Regions from separate parts of the Mus musculus genome. Here region 2 is linked to region 1. Evidence: chromatin loops called from intact Hi-C (ENCODE). Cell type or tissue: left cerebral cortex. All regions are shown on one strand. Links, peaks and the distances in the headings refer to the core of each region. The heading gives the core; the rest is flanking DNA.

Region 1 (11,823 bases), core at 1,479-9,478:
AAGGGGTTAGGCCACAATTCTATTTCCTGCCCATCTTGGCAGGGAAATCAAGGCAGCAAGAGCCAGCAGCAGCAGGTTACATTCCATCTGAAGTCAGCAGAGAGTAGTGCACGCATGTGCTCAGCTAGCTTTCTTCATCCTTATACAGTTCAAGATTTCCCTGAGTAGGGAATGGTGCCACCCATCATGGGCTGGGTCCCCCCACTTCAATCAGTGTAGTTTAAATATTGCATCACAGACATGGCTGGAGGCCCATTTGCTGTGCTTCTAACTTCTGTGTGGTTGACAATAAACAGCGTTCATTATACCTGGGATCTTTTTTTTTTTTTTTTTTTTAACTACATGGCCTTTCCCCATGACTAGCCCATGTAGAGAATGAGACTGTGGAGTGTGCAGTCCTAAATGGGATGTATATAGAACACCCTTCCCTCTGAGACTCAGGGATCACTGACAGAGTATAGAAACATGATAAAAGCCAAAGGTGGTAAATGTGGCAAGCACACAGTGTTCTGTTCTGAGGCACAACAGGGATGCTACACACATGAACCCACAGTGGTTATGATAGCAGGCTGTGGTAGTTTAAATTAGTGTGGCCCCCATAGACTCCTGTGTTTGGATGCTTGTCCAAAGAGAGTGGCACTATTAGGAGGTGTGGCTTTGGTGGAGGGGGTGTGGCCTTGTTGGAAGGGGTGTGGTCTTGTTGGAGGAGGTGTGGCTTTGTTGGAGGAGGTGTGGCCTTGTTGGAGTAAGTGTGTCACTGTGGAGGTCTTAAATGCTCAAGCCATGCTCAGTGTAAAACACATCCAGTCTCCTCCTGGTTGCCTTTGGATCAAGGTCTCCAGCACTACATCTACTCCCATGATTCCATGCTTCCCACCATGATGGACTAAACCTCTGAAGCTGTAAGGTAACCCCAGTTATATGCTTGCTTTTTAAGAGTTGCCATGGTCATGGTGACTCTTCACAGCAATAAAACCCAAATTAAGACTTAAGGCCCATGCAAACTTAAGCCAGACAAAATCCCAGCATGAAAGTAGGGCCAAGTGGGCAGGAAGTTCCACCCCTTCTGGAAGAGAAAGTGGCATTTGATAGCTAATTTAGACAATGCAAATGGAACTCCACAAGTTGAGAGAGAGAGAGAGAGAGGAACTAGGATAGCACAGCAAGTTGGGTGGACAGGGAGTTGAAGTGGAGGTGGGGGGAGCTGGGGTGGATATGATTAGAATACATTCTATAACATTCTTTAAAAATTAATAAAATTATTAAAATTTAAATTCACAAAAGAAATTGTGGATACCTTTTCAACAAAATTGGTAGGTACTTTTCTTGCTCAAAAAACCAAAATAAAATAAAAAGGACAGAATCTTCCTAGGTGGTCCAGCCTCCTGCCAGGGTGGCGGGGGTAGTGTGGGGGGGGGCTTTGAGCCGCCAGCCTTCCCTCTCCAGCCTTTCCACTCAGGTGCTGGGAGTACCTTCTTTGGAGTCAGCCTGGCCGGCTCAAGGGAGTCCATCGGGTTTTACTGGTAGATGTTGCCACCTTGAGGTCATTTTCTGCCACTGCAACGTCCCTGTTTTAACCTCATTGGTCAGATTTTTTTTTTCAGGATTCCACGGCCCCCAGATGAGGCACTTGTAATTCTAAGATTCCCACAACAACTAGTTCTAATCCAAGTCCTTTCCCCAGTTGATGCCAGTCACCTCTCCTTGATATGTGCTGGTTCATCAGCTCTCTCGGGAAGTTATGACCTTTACGGGACTGTGGCCCTTGAGCCCTCTGTCCCTGCTCCATGCGTGGGGACACCCCTTTGTCTGCTTAGAGCCCAAGGTCTTAGTAATACCCAAACACCCATATCTCTGTTTTTCTGGTGCTCTGGGTGGCTCACTTTGACCCAGTTTATGAGGGTGTCTAGAGAGACACCAGCAGTCAGGAGGGTCCATTTGAATACATGACCACCAACCCAAGCCAGGGCTTCCCAGTATTCCCTGCGCACCTCAGCTTCTCTATCACCTTCTTCAAACCCCAGGGACACGCCCCACGGGCATGGTCTGTCCTCCTGTCCCCACAGAAAAGATCAACATCACTAACTAGGGTGTTCACCCTTCCCTATATCCCTTTCCTCGTTCTGCCTCCTTAGCCTGGTCCCCTCTCTTCTGCTTCTCCAGCTGACTGCTCCCTACCGTGCTCCAGAACCCACCCCCTTTCCTGCTCAGGAGCCTCCTGGACCCACTGCCCCTTGTCTTTCTTTGTCACAGTCTCCATCCCACAGCCTTTGTTTATTATTTATTTATTTTTTTTAATCTCTCATGTTCCAGCTTCCTATAATCCACATAGAGATCTGTATGCAAACCTCACATGGCGTTCGCAAAGGACTTCACATGGTATCATGCACACCTGCCTTAGTTACCTTTCTTACTCGTGTGGTAAGCGTTAGGGCAAAAGGAACTTAATGGAGGGCTTTTCTTGGCTCTCAGTTTGGTGGCTCCCAGTCTGGTGGCTCCTAGTTTGGTGGCTCCCAGTCCTCTGTCATGATGGGTAAGGCCTGGCAGGAAAAGTCTGAGTCACTTCATCAGATGGCATGCCTGTTAGGGGCAGAGTGGAATGAATGGTACCCAGCCAGGGACCCCAGCCCATGTGACTGTACCGCTGGTCTTCCTGCTTCAATAGTGCGTCTAGAGAATCCTTTACAAGTAGCCCTTCCCACGCTTGTCTCTTCTGTCAAGATGAGACTCAGTATTAACCATCACACAACTGAGCAATGCTTGAGCCCCAGAAGGTCTTCTCTTCTGCTCACTATAGCTTAAATGAATTCCCATTGCACACTACAGTGTAAAGTGTTTACTATACCACGGGGGGTGTGCAGCAAGCACAGTTGTCTCTGTCCTGTGGTTTCTGCTACATCACCGGGAAGGTTCAACGGCTGAGGCTCCAATTCCCTTCTTCACCTGTTTGTGTGTCTGACTGGTGGTGCTGGCTGTTGCTGGGACCTGTGCTGGAGCCCTGAGCACAGTATAAGCAGCTTCTTACTGTGATTCTTGGAGCTTTGTGGTGATGTAATTGCTGTGAAGAGACACCGTGACCAAGGCAACTCTTATAAAGGACAACATTTAATTGGGACTGGCTTATAATTTCAGAGGTTCAGTCCATTATCACCATAGCAGGAAGCATGGCAGTGTGCAGGCAGACCTGGTGCTGGGAGAGTGGGGAGTTCTACATCTTGATCCAAAGGCAGCCAAAGAGAGATGTATTCTGCACTGGGTGAAGCTTGTGCATAGGAGCCCTCAAGCCCACCCCCACAGTGACACACTTCCTCTGACAAGGCCACACCTCCTAATAGTGCCTCATTCACACACATATGGGTATGCAGGCCATCGCTATTTTAACCATCAGTCTCTGAGGGCGGTCATCTTTTTGTGACTCAGGAATTATCCAAGGTAGACTCTCCCAGGGCTGACCTCCAGATCACTAATTAGCCAAGGATAGCCTTGAACTCTAGATCCTCCTGTGCTGGGATTAAGGTTGTATGCCACCATACCTGGCTAAACTTCATCTCTAGATGGAGGAGTTGTTAGCTTACAGGTGATTCTGCTAAGTTCATCCCAGAGACCTAGCAACAGCTTACATCATCATCTGTTCAGTGGCCTGGCTTACATAAAGACTGCTTGTCACCTTCGTCCTCTCTCTCTCTCTCTCTCTCTCTCTCTCTCTCTCTCTCTCTCTCTCTCTCTCTCTCTCTCTCCTCACACACACACACCCACATGTTCCTGGCAGGCCTTTCTATTATTCCTTACCCTCCCTCCCCCGACCCTCATGCTCTGTGGCTCTGCCCCATCTCTCTGCCCCTACCCCTTCTCCAGGTCCTCACTCCCCTCCCTTCCCCCAAACAAACTTCCCTTATACCACCAGGTCTGTCTCATGGTGTGATTTCTCAGGGAGACACCTTGGCATGAGCCCACCAGATACTCTCTTACTCCTGCCCACCTACCGCCACATTATATTTCACAACAGGAGTGTCCAGGTCATTCTGGAAATTGAAGCATATGGTGAAACTGTGTCATAGAGATCTCAAGACACTCCTGTGCCACAGCCCCTGGCGGGTCTCGTGTTCCTGTGCTGCTGTAGTTAAAGCTACAGTATCTGAGAACTCATTGTGCTTCCTTATTCATTGTTGCAGCACTGCTGTTTCTGTCCAGGTGCACCCACCCCGTGCTGGACTCCACCTGCGATCATTTCTGTTTCCATCAAGGTCAATCTGTTAGCCTTTAGCAGGAACCCATGTAAGGAGTGTGTGTGTGAAGGTTTGTATATGCTCAGCCCAGGGAGTGGCACTATTAGGACGAAGTGTGTCACTGTGGGTGTGGGCTTTAAGACCCTCCTCCTAGCTGCCTGGAAGCCAGTCTTCTCCTAGCAGCCTTCAGATGAAGATGTAGAATTCTCAGCTCTTTTAGCTCCATGCCTGCCTGGATGCTGCCACGCTCCCGCCTTGATGATGACGATGGACTAGACCTCTGGACCTGTAAGCCAACCCTAATGAAATGTTTTCCTTTATAAGTGTTGCCTTGGTCATGGTGTCTGTTCACTGCAGTAAAACCTTAACTAAGACAGAACTGATGAAGAGAACCAGCTCCACAGGGTTGTCCTCTGACCTCCACACTGTGGTACACGTGTTCTTTCACACACACACACACACACACACACACACACACACACACACACACACACAAAATAAATACATATTTTAAATAGAAGGGTTTGGAATTATTAGTTGGTTTTCTTTTCGTTTTATGGATATTGATTTATCGCCGTTTGCTTCTAATGGTGATTTCTGTGAATCAGCTGAGTCTCGCTGTCATTCCCATTTCAGACCAGAGGAGGGCGCGCCTGAGCTGCCTGGAGAAAAGCAGTCCAGGCTCCCTGGGCGGCAGTCTGAAACGGCAGGGTCTCTGGAGCCAGAGCCTTCCTGGTTCTAACTGCATCGGTTCGGTTTTCGGGCGCCATCTAGTGGTTAGTTTCTTATTGTTCCTGTGGCCCGTTGACCAAAATGTGGCTTAGCTACAGTACCCAGGGCCAGGTGTCTCAGGGGGCCCTGAGAATCTCTCCTTCACGCCAAGGCCCTGTTCCACTATGGCTCGGTCGAAGGGACCCTAGAGATGAGCATCTGTGCAGTTTTGTCAGAGCCGAGATCTGCTGCTAAGAGGAGGGCAACAAAGACCAGCTGCCAATCATCGCCGGGAAGTGTTACAGCCGTCTCTCTAGATCCCAGACTCAGAGGCTCAGACAGAAGTGGCCTTGACCTCAGTTTAGGTACAAAGTTCTGAGGCTAGCTTCTGTGACCTAGAGTTAACGGTGGCTTGGGGGGCTCCTGCACCTCTATAATTTACTCTGTCCTCCCTGTTTCTCACACTGACAACCACTGGACTTTACAACCCTTGTTCCCAGGTTCGCCTGTTCTCTCTACCCCACTCACCCAACGATAACCTCTCTCTCAAGGCAAGGACCCTTTCTTCCTGTTCTCTCCTGCCCTCCATGTAGCACCCATAAATTTCACTTTTTATTCTTGAATTGCCTAGCTTAGTCAAGCCTGGCCCATTTCCCATATTCCCAGGACATGTCCACCTGCCTGCCTGATCAATAAATTCCTCTCGAAAGACCTTTACCGGGCTGGAGAGATGGCTCAGCGGTTAAGAGCATTGACTGCTCTTCCTAAGGTCCTGAGTTCAATTCCCAGCAACCACATAGTGGCTCACAACCACCTGTAATGGGATCCAATGCCCTCTTCTGGTGTGTCTGAAGGCAGATACAGTGTACTCATATACATGAAATAAATAAATCTTTTAAAAAAAAGAAAAAAAGAAAAAGAAAAAAGAAAGACCTTTACCCTGGCAGCATCTGGGGCCTAGGAACTTGCTGAATGTGGTTATCATGGGTCTTGGCTGACCAGATAGTGAAAGCAGGCCAAGTGTGTGTGAGCACGTGCATGCAGGCACAAGCATGTATATATTATGTGCTCTGCCCCCACCCCAATACACCATAAACACCCAGAGGACCCATGGACTTCCTTTTGTCTTGAAAATTTCTCAATCTAGACCCACCCCACTTTGAAATTGCCTTAGAGCCAGCTGCAGGCTGTAGAGAGTGAGAGCTGGCAAGGCCCACAGGAAGCTCACACTTGAAGCTTAGCAGACAGATGTTTGGTCGAGTACCCTGTGTTAATGTAAGATCAGAGCCTCACCACAGGACTTTCCAGACCCTGAATAGTGTGGTGGGCTTCATGACACCTCCACAACCAGGTCAAGGGCTTATTCCAAACTCAAGGGACTGTAGGCCATGGGGTCTGGGAACTGCCAACCAGATGCAGGGCGAGGCCTGAGAGCCACCTGAGGGTTATGGGTACCAGTTTAAGCAGAGGTAATTATCAAGTCATGAAAATTAAAATATGCACCCCTCCACCTGCAGACTGGTTCACTGGCAGGACACAGGTTTATGATTTCATTACCAGGCACCACCTGCAGGGAAACTCTTGCAGAACACACAATGCTGTCTGTCATCTGCGTGGCAGGACTGATGACACTCTCCTCCTTAGATGGGGTATTTACCTAGGGTGTAAACCACCAGGTTCACACCCAGCCACACATCCCAATGTACTCCCATCACTCTCCTGCCTGTATGGCATTCAACTGACCACTCAGCCTCAGATGGGACACACCCTATTCTCTCTACATTCCTCTCCTCTGCTGTGTGCTTTAAGGCTTGGCTGGTGAGCAAGGTGAGATCCAGGGGCCCTAACTTGCTGTGTAACTGTCAGAAAGCCCTGTTTCCCTTTTGTGGGATGGGGCTGTTGAGCTGGATCAAGGTCTGGAGCTCTGAGCTGCTGTGGACGTACAAAAAGAACAGGACACTCCCAACTGCCATTAAAAGACACCGAGAAGACATCAGACCAGGACCTGGATTTTTTTTTTTTAATTAGACTAGGAAATATAATTTATTTCATAAAAATTAATCTTGTTACAAGAGGAATGCTAAAGACTATTTACAAGTTATTTACAGAATGGACGAACAGGGCCGGGACCGTCCCCTGCATATCAGAACCCACAGACACACAGCCATGTCCACACCCCGGCACCTGAGCTCCCACCCACTTGACCTCTGAGGGTGGGAGGAAGGTGCTGTCTCGGATGCCTGGGAGCCTCAAGATGGGGGACCAGAGAGCCCTGAAAGATCCAGGGATAAGAAGGGTCCCTGTCCCTCAAGGGGTATGGCCAGAACTCAGACACCTGGCCCCATTGAGAAGAGCAGAGAGGCACATAGGAGATACACCAACTGACTGTGACTCGGGGACAGCAAACAGGCACGCCCACCTCCAGTGGCACAAACCTGGGCACAGAGGTCATGTCCACATGTGGGGATAGGTGTGCGTGTTCTGGGAGGGGTGCCCTGATGTGCCAAGTTGAAAAGCACAGGCATGCACACACACACACACACACACACACACACACACACACACACACACACACACATGCTCCCAAACACACATACTACCCAAGATGACACAGAAATACCCTGCAGGACCCAGCAACGCCAAGCTGGCTAGGAATGGGAAGGGGAGAGGCTTCATCTCATTGGAGGCAGGAATGGAAACCCAACCCAACAGCCCTGTCTGGCTCAGCTCAGAGTTGGCTTGACCTTACCTGGGCTGTCTGGTTAGAGCCCTACCCCAGGCTCCAGCTCTAGCTTCTGTGCCCCAGATGCTGAGCACCTTCTAAGTAAGAGTCGGACTGTAAGCTGGGACTTGCTCACTAAGTGCTCCCTCAGGTCCCAGACAGGCAGGTTTCCGAGGACGGGCAAAGGAGAGAGCATGCAGACCACAATCAACTTGTCTCTACTCGATTCTCAGAGAAGCGTGGGAACCCAAGGGGCCTCGTGGAGCATCCCAGGATAAAAGGACACTTAAGCCCAGAGAAAGCAGTTATGTGCCTGAAGTCACACAGCACAGCTCCACCTTGGCTTCCCCCTTCTATGTGCGGGCTAACAGTGACCAGTGAGAGTATGCCCACAGGGATGAGCATCTTTGGCAGGAGGAGCTGAGGACTACTCTATGAGGCACTGTTCACCTAGATGCCAGGGGCACCTTGGTCTGTCTCAGAGCCCCACTTCAGGAAAACCAGGGCAGAGATGCTTGCTGGGTCTGTGGCCATGAAACCTGCCTCCTCACAGAGGCCCCAACTTTCAAAGCTTTCAGGCTGGTCAAGGGCAGTTCAGGGAAGTCAGCATCTCAATAGGATCAATACCAGTGATCCTAGTCCCTGTCACTGCCCGTGGGCTGAAAGGGACAAGAATTCATCCCTTCCACTGGCCCCATGGAACATCCCAGAATGCGCTGTGGTCAAGAGTGGGTATACAGCTGTCTACTTAGTTACCTTCATATCTCCTGACCCCAGTAGGGAGATCAGCGGGTAAAATGATGGCTAGAGGCACAGGGGTGCAGACCGGCTAGTGCCAGCTTAGACACAGAGCCACCCAGCCTCACCCAGGGAGAGAGCCCTCCCTGGAACACCCCCTCCCTCTCAGTAAGAGTTTTGGCCATCACGAGACCAGGAATCACCAAACAGACCTGAACAGTCTCCCAGAACCACAGCTGGACCCTCCAAAGCCAGAGGAGGCCACAGAAGGGCACCTGCAGGGGGCTCCGGAGAGGACGAAGGCCACCAGGCCCCAGCTTCTGCTTGTGACTTTAGAACTCAGGGCCATGGCTAAAACCCTGTCTCAGCTCCCTGCACAGCTGGGGAAACTGAGGCCTTGACATAGCAAAGCCTTTCCCTGTGCAGTCTCTTATTGACCACACCCACACACACATGTGTCCACAAGTGCACTCGCCTATGGCCCAAATCACAAGCATAGCCACTCTTAGCCACATTCAAGGATAAAAGGTTTTTTTTTTCCTTTTCTTACTTTTTTTTGTTTGTTTTGTTTTCTTAAAAAGGAACTATCCAAGTATCTGGATAATAAATCATTTGCGTTCCCTAAGAAACTGGGTCTTTCTTTGCCCTTACTGTTTTTGCTCTCTCACTACCTGAGTCTCGCTGACTTCTGAGGCTCATCCCCCACCCCCCACCCCCACTCCCCTAATCTTCCCTCTCTGCTTGTGGACAGGAAAAAGCAGTTTGCCTGAACTGAACTCGACCCGGGATAAGAGAGCGGTCCCTAGCCCAGGACCATGTGAACACAGAATTGAAACCTGTGGGTCCCCAAAGTCACAGGGCTGAGGGTGGTGTGTTGTCGCAGGGGAAAGCCTCTGGCTTTCAGCTGTCCCAGAGGCCTCAGCCCACCCCAGAGTGAGCTGGGGAAACAGTGGGCCAGAGGATCCCGGCCTCTTGGCAGTAGAGCACAGAGACTTTCTAAGGCTGGTGGTGGTGGTCTGAGGGTTGTGGCGGGGAGGGAGTTGAAGGACCATTCCTGCTGTGAGCCAGGAGTGGTGGAGGCTGGGCACCCCTGTGCAGAGGCTGCCAGGCCTCCTTGCACCGTCTCCTACTGATCCCCACAGGCCTGTGGTCACAGGCACTCAGCAATCGCCATCTGTGGCCATGGCTACCAGCATCTCACTCTTGCCCATCTCCTCCAAGGCACTGGCCAGGCTGTTGAGGTCCCCGTCATCCTGTTGCCGAGCTTCCCAGAGGTCTAAGATGACACCTGTGGGACTAGCTTTGGTGGCGAAGTAGTTTAGGTACCTGTTGGAAGGAAACAGAAATGTTGGCACCCCTGAGGTGACCAGCCCATGAATTGGGAAGACCCGGGTGATGGGAAGACTGTGGGCTCCAGAGTCCCGCAGCCTTGAGTCTTGATTCCTGGGTTCCCCAGTTGTAGACTTTGCAGCCCTAGGCAAGTCCATGTATGCTAAGACTCATCCCTTGGTCCTCTTGATCTCCTACTAGCGTGGTTTAGAGGTGGGGCTGAGCAAGCTCCTGCAACTTGAACCTCTGCCTTCATCAACAGATAAACCCATGGAGGAACTCAGAGTCTGTATGAGGGCTGGCAAGATGGTTCTGTGGGTAGTGTAGACTTGAGTTCAAATCCCTGCAGCCAACATGAAAACCATACGTCTATAAATCCACTGTTCCTTGAGCACGCCATTTCAGGGAGCTGGGAAGCACAGACAGGGGAAGTCCCTGTAAGCTCCTGGGCTAGCTTACCTGACACTCAGGGCAAGCAGAAGAACAAAGAGATCGGAGGTTATCCTCTGACCTCCACACATGCTCCATGCACAGCGTGCTGCATACACACACATGCTAAATACATGTGTGTACAACATCTGAATACACTGTTGGCCAGGGCTGGACCTGTGGACGGCGGGGCTGGTCACTGGGGTGTGTCTTGCCCTGGCCCTTCCAGTCTACGTCTGAGGTGACTTTACTCCACCATAGCCTCCTGACACAATGCTTTAATAGACAGCAGCAGCAGCAGCAAGCGGAAACTGCAGGGACAGACGCCCCTGAAGCTGTGGCTCAAGATCCACCTTGGTTCCTTTAAACTGCCGGATATGATTCCGCAGTGAGGAGGGGTTGATTCCCACATCTCCTCACACAGCTGACAAAGCCCGAGCTCACCCAAAGCACCCTCTTCTCTTCTCCATCGCCATCACCACCACCAAAAGACGCCGGGACCCTGAGAGACCTTCCAAGCACGCTTCTGAGGATTGGAGCAGAGTCTCTAGCTATCTTTGTAAGCTTCTCCCATTTATAGTAACTAGATGGCTTTTCTTTTCTTTTCTTTTTTTTTAAGATTTATTTATTATATGTAAGTACACTGTAGCTGTCTTCAGACACTCCAGAAGAGGGCATCGGATCCCATTATGGATGGTCGTGAGCCACCATGTGGTTGATGGGATTTGAACTCAGGACCTTCCTTAGAACAGTCAGTGCTCTTAACCGCTGAGCCATCTCTCCAGCTCTAAATGTCTTTTTAAAAATTAATTTTTAGCACATGCATGTGAATGTGTGTGTGTGTGTGTGTGTGTGTGCGCGTGCGTGCGTGTGTCAGAGGACAATCTCACGAGTCATCCTTAGCGATACCATCCACCTCACTTGAGACAGGGTTTCTCATCATTCAGCTAGAGTGGCTGGCTAGCAAGCTCCAGGGAGCTTCCTCTGTCTCCCCAGTGCTGGGATTATCAGTGTGTGTCAGCATGCACGACATTTTCGCACGGGCTCTGGGGACTGACGGCACAAGGGAAGCTGAGCTGGGAGCTGGCCTTTGTCAGCTGGGATGTGCACCCCACTGCTGTGCCAGACCCTGAGGGTGAGGGCAATGGGGATGACTGCAGCTTGGGATACTCACCGGTCCATGGACAGCTTCTGCGCCAACAGCCTCCAGTCGTTGCCCCGGGAGTTGGGGGCGTCCAGGCTGCTGCAGATCTTTTGGCGGATGGACAGGGGTATCTTGAAGGCATAGGGTCCCAGCTGGGTGGTGATGGCATTGCCCGGGGCAGAGCAGAGAGCATCCAGGGAGCCAGCAGGCGTCTGGAAGGGCGGAGATGGGAATGAGATAACCTCAGCGCTACACAGGCATTCACCCAGGCAGGCAGACTATGGCTTCCCGCTCCCCCCAAGATTGATTGATTGATTGATTGATTGATTTTATGTATATGAGTATACTGTAGCTATACAGATAGTCGTGAGTCATCATGTGGTTGCTGGGATTTGAACTCAGGACCTCCAGAAGAGCAGTCAGTGCTCTTAACAACTGAGCCATCTCACCAGCCTTGAAGCTGCAGCTTAATCGGTAGAGTGCTTGCCCAGCACCCATGATGCACTGGGCTCTAGCTTATCTTC
Region 2 (8,000 bases), core at 1-8,000, 460 kb before region 1:
TGGTTCAAGGGTGCTCCACAGGGTGTTTGTGAGCAGCCCTGGGGGCCAGACTTGCTTTCCTGATGGGGTATTGGTCTTGGCCTCTAGCGCATAAAGCTTTGTCGTTCCTTCTCAGGGACGTGAGTCAGCCGGGCCCCTCCTGTCCTTGTCTGCACTGTCACACCCCATGGATAGCATGTGGGCCTGAGGCTGCCCCTCTTGAGCTCTTGTTCATTGCTGTAGGATTTTTCAGTCAAGCAGCAGGGACTGGGGGCTGGAGTCCTGCCTACTGCAGGAGTACTCTTACATGACAGCAAGGGGCTGTGCCTCTGGTTCCGTGCCAGTGTTTTCAGAGATCTCACAGCTCTGAGGGCCACAGGTCCTGTTTTGATAGCATCCTAGGTTCCTTAGCTTCTGTGACGTCAGCAGAAAGCAGGTCACACTTGGAGTGACGCTGACAAGCAAGTGACGCGTGAAGGCTTGTCCTGTCTGACCTGACCTGTCTCCCTTTCTCCTCATAGGCTGTCGATCATTGCAAACGCCATGTGTGGAACTAGTTTCCCAGCTGCAGAAGTCACCTACTTGTGGGTCTAGGGTAATGAACACATAGATCTATTTGACTTAATAAGTAGGAACCCCCTTTGCCCTTCCCCCATCTCCTCTCCCTTACTGTAGCATTTCTGTCATGTAAGAGGTGCTGACAGCCACTTCCGTGTCCCCTTTCTGCTCGAAGGATGAGGATACCTTGGGCATCAGCTCCCCGGCTGCCCTTTTCACCCACCTGCTGGAGGGGGGTGGTGAGCCAGAGGGCAGGAGCATTTTCTGAGCCCTTTCTTGGTGTGTGGGGGATCTATGGCCATCTCCTACCATGAGGGAGCTACCCAGCTTCCTGTGGTACCAAGGAGTTATTTTGGATGATTAGAAGCACAGAATGATCAGGCCTTTAGAGCGATGGAATGGCCATTGTCATAGCACAGAGATTTCAGAAGCACCTGCAGGTGGCTTGCTTGGGATGTTGCTGTCCCTGGGTCAGCCTTCCATTCTGCTTTCCTGTCTTCCCGTCTGCCTTGTTGGGGTTCTGTGGGGTAGGGTGGGGAGGGGAAACTTGTGAATGTAACTTGCCTGTGCCGTGTGACGGTCACGTGGGCCTGGTCTTTTGTGTGTGAGGCCCTTGACCGTGTGGCCTCTGCCTGGCTGTTTGGGGTCCTGCACGGCTTTCCCACCACCTGTAGCTCTTGTTGACCTGCCTGTTCACCTCATGAGTGAAGCGTCTGCCTGGCAGTGGGCCATGAACTGAGGGGTCTCTGTGTAGAGTAGAAGCTTCCTGTGCCTCCGGTTGCCAGGAGACAGCCTGTGCAGTTAAATGGACCTAGATTTTGTTTTGCACTAAAGTTTCTGTGACTTAATAAAGTTCTGTTAACCAACAGATCTGGCCTTGTGTCTCTTTGATACCTCAGCCAGAAGAGAGTGGGTTCTGGGTCCCCTTCCCCTTCCCCTTCAGCTCCTAGCAGCCGCTCTGGCCAAGGGGCTCCCTCCCATCCCCCCAGGACCTTCATACGGCACCAAGTCAGGGTATTGCTGGTTCCATGTGAGTTGCTTTTCTTTTTAAACAGAGCATTCCAGAGACTTTCACTGAGCATCAGTTAAACAAAACCTGGAGGAAATCCTGAGGGAGTAACTTAATTTAGAAAAGGGTTACACACAAACACTCTACATTCAACACCCAGGGGGAGGGACATCAGTCACGGCTGTCACCTGGGCACCTCAGGACGATGGGGCGGATGCTTTGTTCCCTCATCCACTGGTGTGTGTGCAGGGGCGGAGCGCCACCCTGACGTCCAGCAGGCAGAAGTGCAGTGGGGCTTGGACTGAGGCAGGGGTGGGCCGGCTGGGTTGTCAGTTCTGTGCTGGCTCCCTGCTCCTTAGAGGCGTCGGGAAGAGCTGAGCTGGGCCTCAGTCTCTGGGGCTCCCCCAGAGATCCTCCTCACCTTGTCCTTAGACACTTAGCATTTTTAAAGTTTTCTTAAAAAAATAACCAATTTTATGAAGGTAGAGATCAGATGCTGAATTAGTTCCTGGCAGGAGGCAAATCTGAGCCGCCATGCAGGCTGCCAGGGCCAGCCCAGGGTCACCCACAAAGGCTGTACTGGGCGAAGGGCCGGCCGTGCCCCTGCCTCGGAGGGTGGTGGGCAGGCTTGCCATCACAGCTCCGTGATTTCCAGAGGGCTCTCCATGATAACGTCCCGGAGCTTATGCAGAGGGGTGGACTTGGCCGACTCTGTGCGGGCATTGCGCTCAAAGGCAGTGGCCTCAGAGGCCGTCAGAGTCTCCAGCGAGCGGTCCAGCCCCTTCTGGTCGTCCTCCGGCAAGCTGTTGAGATCAGTGGCCAGCAGTGTGCCCGTGCTGCCATGAACCATGTGGATTCCATCTTGCCCCTTGAGCTCCATGGGTGGCTTGTGTCGGAAACGGAGGCTGCCCTGGCCTGGGCTGTGGTCCCCAGGCTCCTCCTCCAGGTCGGTGTGGATCAGCTGCAGAAGGAGGGACACCCTCATGACTCGGAAACTACAGTGAGCTGAGGGCTGTGCCTGCGGTGTAAGCCGGTCGGTCACCCCAGGACCACACTGGCCTCTTTACCGCATCTAACAGAGCCACCCAACAGGCCCGCCAGCCTTCTCAAATGGAAGGCAGAGGCTGGATATTAAAAGGTTCACCACCTGTCCTTAAGCATGTGGGTATTAGTCTGGACACTACTGTGGTATCTGGGTTTGTAACCAAGTTGGTAGGAAAGCAGGGCCAGGTAGAACCTCTAGAAGTAGGAGGAGCACTTTGGTCTGGCTGCAAGGCTTTGTAGCATATACCCCGGTGGAAATGGGCATTTTGGGAAAGCCAGTGTAACTGGCAATCCCTAGTTGCTGGAACAGTAGCCCAGGATACACAGGCCTGCTTGGCCCTCCTGACCTGTTTCTTAAGGTGGAGGCTCCTTAGAAGGTAACGGTTTGGGGTTCCTGGACACTAAGAACCGCTGCTTTTGAGCCCACCTCATTTCTAGGAAAGACTCCACAGTATCCAGACATCATAATCTCTTTTCTGACTTCCTGGAGCAGCTTTTGGGTTTGGCTGCTAGGTTAACAGAAGAGCAGATAACTCCCAGTAACGAGAGGGGGGGGGGTGGGGGGGAGAGAGAGAGAGAGAGGCATCCCCAGGAATGGGGCACGGCACACAGTTCCCAGCTCCCGAGGCTACCTCACTACCTCGGAGATGGAGGAATGGCAGGAGGAGGCTTTTTGTACCATCCGTTGTGCAAAGAGTTTTTTGAGCCGTAGGTAATCCTCCAGGACCACCTTCAGCAGCGAGCCCTGAGGAAGGGAGAAGGTTAACTTCCCACTTAGGCTGCTGCCTGCCCCTAGCTCTTACACGCCCATGGCAGTCACGGTTCTACAGGTATCCAGTTCAAATGAAGAGGATGGGAAAAGAGCCTGAAAACTGACCGTTCAGTTCCGAAGACGCCACAGGCTGCCGAGCCTATTAACCCTAGTGCCCAAACTCCCATCCTGATAGAAGGCGGGTCCAGATAAACCATCTCCTTATATCCTTGAGTAGGGGTCAAATTCAAACAGGGTCTGGGCACTGGACCCTGCAGGAGAGGGCTCACCTTAATAGGCCCCTCTCGAATGATCTGGCCCAGCTTGGCGATGTTGTCGTATTCCTGGATGGCTGCACGCAGGTATCTGTCATCATCGGGCTTGACTGCTGCAGGCTCACGCCCAAAAGTTCCCTGGAGGAGAGGGGAGCATTGGCTGGAGCAGGGAGGTTGACATCATAGGGTAGGGAACCACCCTCCCAAGTCCTGAGCTCGGCCTGCTGCATGCTGCCACCCTGGCTCACATGGGTGCGGGTGGGGCTGTTCCACAGGTCTGCGATCTCACTCAGGTTCTCAGGGAGGTCATCTTCGTGCTCGGCCTGCGCAGCCAGCTCCAGGTTCCGGCAGAAGGGGTCCAGCCACACAGGGTTGGCTCTGTAGTTGGGGAGTAGCATAGGGTAGAAAAGATGCCTTGCCTCTAAGACTGCCCATTCCCTGGGCCAGCCACAGAACCTTCAGCAGGGCTGCATAGGAACTCTGCCACAGCTCCTATGGCTATATCCTTTTGTTACAGGATCCTGTGAGAGCTACGACTGCCTACCAGCCTGGGTCAGCTTTGTCAGGGAGGCCTCACCCCCTCCCTCTGCTCCCTCTTAATTGGGACCTGGACAACACATTTTTAAGAGTGCGGAGAAGTGATAAGACCACTAGGGGGAGCCCACACTCCATGTTTCAGCCAGGGTGGCAGCTGCTACAGATAACTTCTCTGTAGCTGGGTCCTGTAGGGATCCTAAGGAGATCTGCAGACTTGAGGAGTCCACACACCCATCGAAGGAGTATTTGTTGGTATTGGGCATGTCCATGATGTCAATGAAGCCACGGTTCCCTGCATGGAGAGAATTTGAGTGAGGGGCAAAAGGGTACAGCCAAGGGGAGGACCAGGCCCCCTTAACCTGACCCCCAACAACCTTCACTCACCCGCAGAGCCAGCCACAATGGCCTTTAGCTTTCTCTTGTGTCTGGAGAGAGAGGGAAGGAGGAAGAGGGAGCGGGGAGGGAGAGAGTGTCAGTTGGCTCCATAAGGGAAGCTGGCCTGTTACCTCTGGTCCTCGGCCCTGCCTGCCTTGGTGCCCACTGTCTGGGGGACATCGGCTATTCTGGTTCAGGCAGGAGGTGGGGACACTCACATGGTCCTGTAGTACCAGTTCATGAGGACGAAGAGCATGGCAGCCAAGAAGAGAAGGATGGCCAGGACAATGATGGCCATCTGTGGACATAGCAGGCCAGCCATTAGCAGGCTGGTCCAGGGGCAAAACCCAGACTGCAGGCGGGTGGGGACAGACACAACACACGTACCTGCAGGGCAGACATGTCATCCGGCAGCTGGACAGAGATGGCGGGCTGCACATCCAGCACGTTGTAGTTCCTGAAGAGGTTCCGAAGCTGCTCCTTGTTCTCATCGATCATCTGGATGACCCTGTATAGGAGCCATGGCCTCTGCTCTACCCCAGCCACCCACCGCCCTCCATTCTGGGGCAGTGTGTTCTGTTCCCACCATAAGCCCCACATGCTCACATGCTGCTCTGAAGCTCTGCAAGAGAAAAGCCACCTGGCTGGGTGAGCATGGCATCTTACAGGGCCTCTGTGTCTGCGGCCAGGGTCTTCATGGACCCCAGACAAATGGAGTTTTATTGGAGAATGTGGTGGTTTGAATAAGAATGGCTCAATGGTTTGAATAAGAACGACCCAAATAAGCTCATAGATTTGTGTGCTTGGTCACCAAGGAGCAGCACCATTAGGAAGCAGGTGTGGCCTTATTGGATGGAGTGTGTCACTGGGGGGTGGGCATTGAGGTTTCAGATGCCCAAGCCAAGTCCAGAGTCTCTCTCTCTCTTCCTGCTGCCTGTAGATTAGGATGTAGAATTCTCGGCTCCTTCTCCAGCACCACGCCTGCCTGGATGCTGCCACGCTTCCCACCGTGACGATAATGGACTGAATCTCTGAACTGTAAGCCAGCCAGGACATTAAATCATGTCCTTTATAAGAGCTGCTGTGGCCGTGGTGTCTCTTCACAGCAGTGGAATCCTGACTAATCTGTGAGGCCTAGAGGGATGAGCATGTTCCTGCTGCCTCACTGTCTTCTTCCCCAGCTCTGCACCCTGCAGTGAGGCTGATGGCAAAGTCTGTGCCTCCTTTGTGGTTCCTCTTCCCCATAACAGGCCGTCCAAACATGACCCCCCAACACACACACATACACATACACACATACATGCACACATACACACACATGCACACATACACACACACACATGCACACATACACACACACATGCACACATACACACACATGCACACACATATACACATGTACACATACACACACACATGCACACATACACACACACATGCACACATACACACATACACACATGCACACATACACACACATGCACACATACACACACATGCACACATACACACATGCACACATACACACACATGCACACATACACACACACACACATGCACACATACACACGCACACATACACACACACATGCACACATACACACACACATGCACACATACACACACACATGCACACATACACACACATGCACACATACACACACATGCACACATACACACACATGCACACATACACACACATGCACACATACACACACATGCACACACACACATGCACTCACCTGTCCACATCCAGGATGCGGTTTGTGTCGCGATTGACCACGTGGATAAGCAGTTCTGTCTGCGCAAAGTTCACCCTCCCTTTCATATCCACGTGGAACTGGGGAGAAAGGGAGTTTGTGGGCGTAAGGCCACACGGCTGGCACTGGGGATGGGACACTACAGGCCAGCATCATGCAGGAGCCCTATCACTCCTGGGTCTCCTGGACTCGGCTGCTAACTCCCACATAAGGCTCCTTCACTATTCTTATTTACAGACAAGGAGATGGAGGTCTACAGACCCGGGGCCATCCCTCAAAGCCATGTGGCTATGAAGTGATTAAGGAGGGGCCTCTTCTGTCCCCCGTCTCTTCCCATCGCCCCAGTCCTTGGGCCCCAGGTCACCTGCACGTCATCGGTGTTGACAATGGCGCCTGTGATGTTGGACAGCAGGCGAATGAACTCCTCCTCGAAGCCACGCACGCGGTCCGGGATCTCATTGATGACGATCTTCACGCGCTGGTCATCCCTCAGGATGTAGATGCCGATGATGGCGGTATCATTGTGGCCGGCCAGGTCTCGGGCCACGATGTCTACCACAAAATAGCCAGGGCTGTAGGCCATGAAGAGGTCAAAGGTGCGCAGGATACCGTCCACACTCCCTGTTAAAGAGTCGGGGTGGCACAGCTCAGAGGCCACACATACTGATGATAAGCCCTGCCCCCTAAGCCACATCCTTGGAGGAAGTCAGAGTTCTCCACGTCCACAGCCTGAGTGCTGGGATTATAGGCATACGCTAGCATGCCTGGCTGAAACGCTCCTGATTTTTAGTGGTTGCTCCAGCTTTATGTAAACACTGCATTTATTTACTTTTTAAATTTTTATTATTTATTTATTTATTTAATGCATATGAGGACACTGCAGCTATCTTCAGACACACCAGAAGAGAGCGTCAGATCCCTTACAGATGGTCGTGAGCCACCGTGTGGTGGCTGGGAACTGAGCTCAAGACCTCTGGAACAGCCATCTCTGAGCTCTCTCTCCAGCCCCAACACTGCATTTTGAATAACTTTAGGCTCTCCTGCCCAGATGTGATAGCCATTTCTGAGCTCTGTAGGGTCTTTCCCATGTACTAGACCAGTGTTTCCCAACCTTCCTAATGCTGACCCTTTAATACAGTTCCTCATGTGCTGACCCCCAACCATAACATTATTTTCATTGCTACTTCATAACTGTAATTTGCTACTGTTATGAACCATAATGTTAATATCTGCTATGCAGATTGTCTTAGGTGACCCCTGTGGAAGAGTCATTTGACCCCCAAAAGTGTTACAACCCACAGGTTGAGGAACACTGCTTGTAGACACATGTACTTAGGAATTCCACAAATATAACAGAGAGATGACTAGAGATGGCACAGGCTAGACCAGTGGTTCTTAGCCTGTGGGTCTTGACCCCTTTGGGGGTCACCTAAGCACTGGAAAACACAGATAGTAAATTATGGTTCACAACAGTAGCAAGATTACAGTTATGAAGTAGCAATGACTGTTTTACAGTTGGTGGCTACCACATCACGAGGAACTGTATTAAAAGGGTCTCAGCATTAGGACGGTTGAGAACCACTGGCCTAGATGACTCTAAAAAAGACAAAAGACCTGGGTTCAAAACCCACCACTTTCTAGGTATGTGGCAAGTTCCATAGCTTCTCTGTAAGTTGGTTTGTTAAAGTAAGGGCAGCAGGGCTGGGATCGTA

The links. A loop is a pair of places that touch in the nucleus more often than their neighbours do. Peaks named below come from ENCODE experiments on the same cell type or tissue, not always from the same donor. Only the 100,000 strongest peaks of a DNase experiment are listed, where the experiment ranks them.
Region 2: a loop joins it to region 1, with 6 times the contacts of the local background. A loop is called at or near these places in 30 of 42 quality-filtered maps.

Annotation. Positions count from the first base shown.
Region 1 is chr10:60,755,651-60,767,473 of GRCm38, forward strand. Unc5b (unc-5 netrin receptor B) reads right to left here. Exons shown (of 17, transcript NM_029770.3): 16 at 11,330-11,511; 17 at 6,944-9,723. The coding sequence ends at 9,558. Among named protein-coding and RNA genes, the nearest start is that of Slc29a3, 8.8 kb to the left of the region's middle. In left cerebral cortex, for the core only: CTCF peaks have their summits at 1,552 (motif pointing left) and 4,924; DNase peaks (open chromatin) are centred at 1,541 and 4,936.
Region 2 is chr10:60,301,194-60,309,193 of GRCm38, forward strand. It overlaps Psap (prosaposin), which reads left to right. Exons shown (of 15, transcript NM_011179.3): 15 at 501-1,407. The coding sequence ends at 536. It overlaps Cdh23 (cadherin 23 (otocadherin)), which reads right to left. Exons shown (of 71, transcript NM_023370.3): 62 at 6,653-6,909; 63 at 6,271-6,368; 64 at 4,916-5,036; 65 at 4,747-4,826; 66 at 4,538-4,578; 67 at 4,385-4,445; 68 at 3,865-3,994; 69 at 3,632-3,754; 70 at 3,231-3,335; 71 at 1,557-2,507. The coding sequence ends at 2,181. Among named protein-coding and RNA genes, the nearest start is that of Psap, 28 kb to the left of the region's middle. In left cerebral cortex, for the core only: a CTCF peak has its summit at 4,267 (motif pointing right); a DNase peak (open chromatin) is centred at 4,276.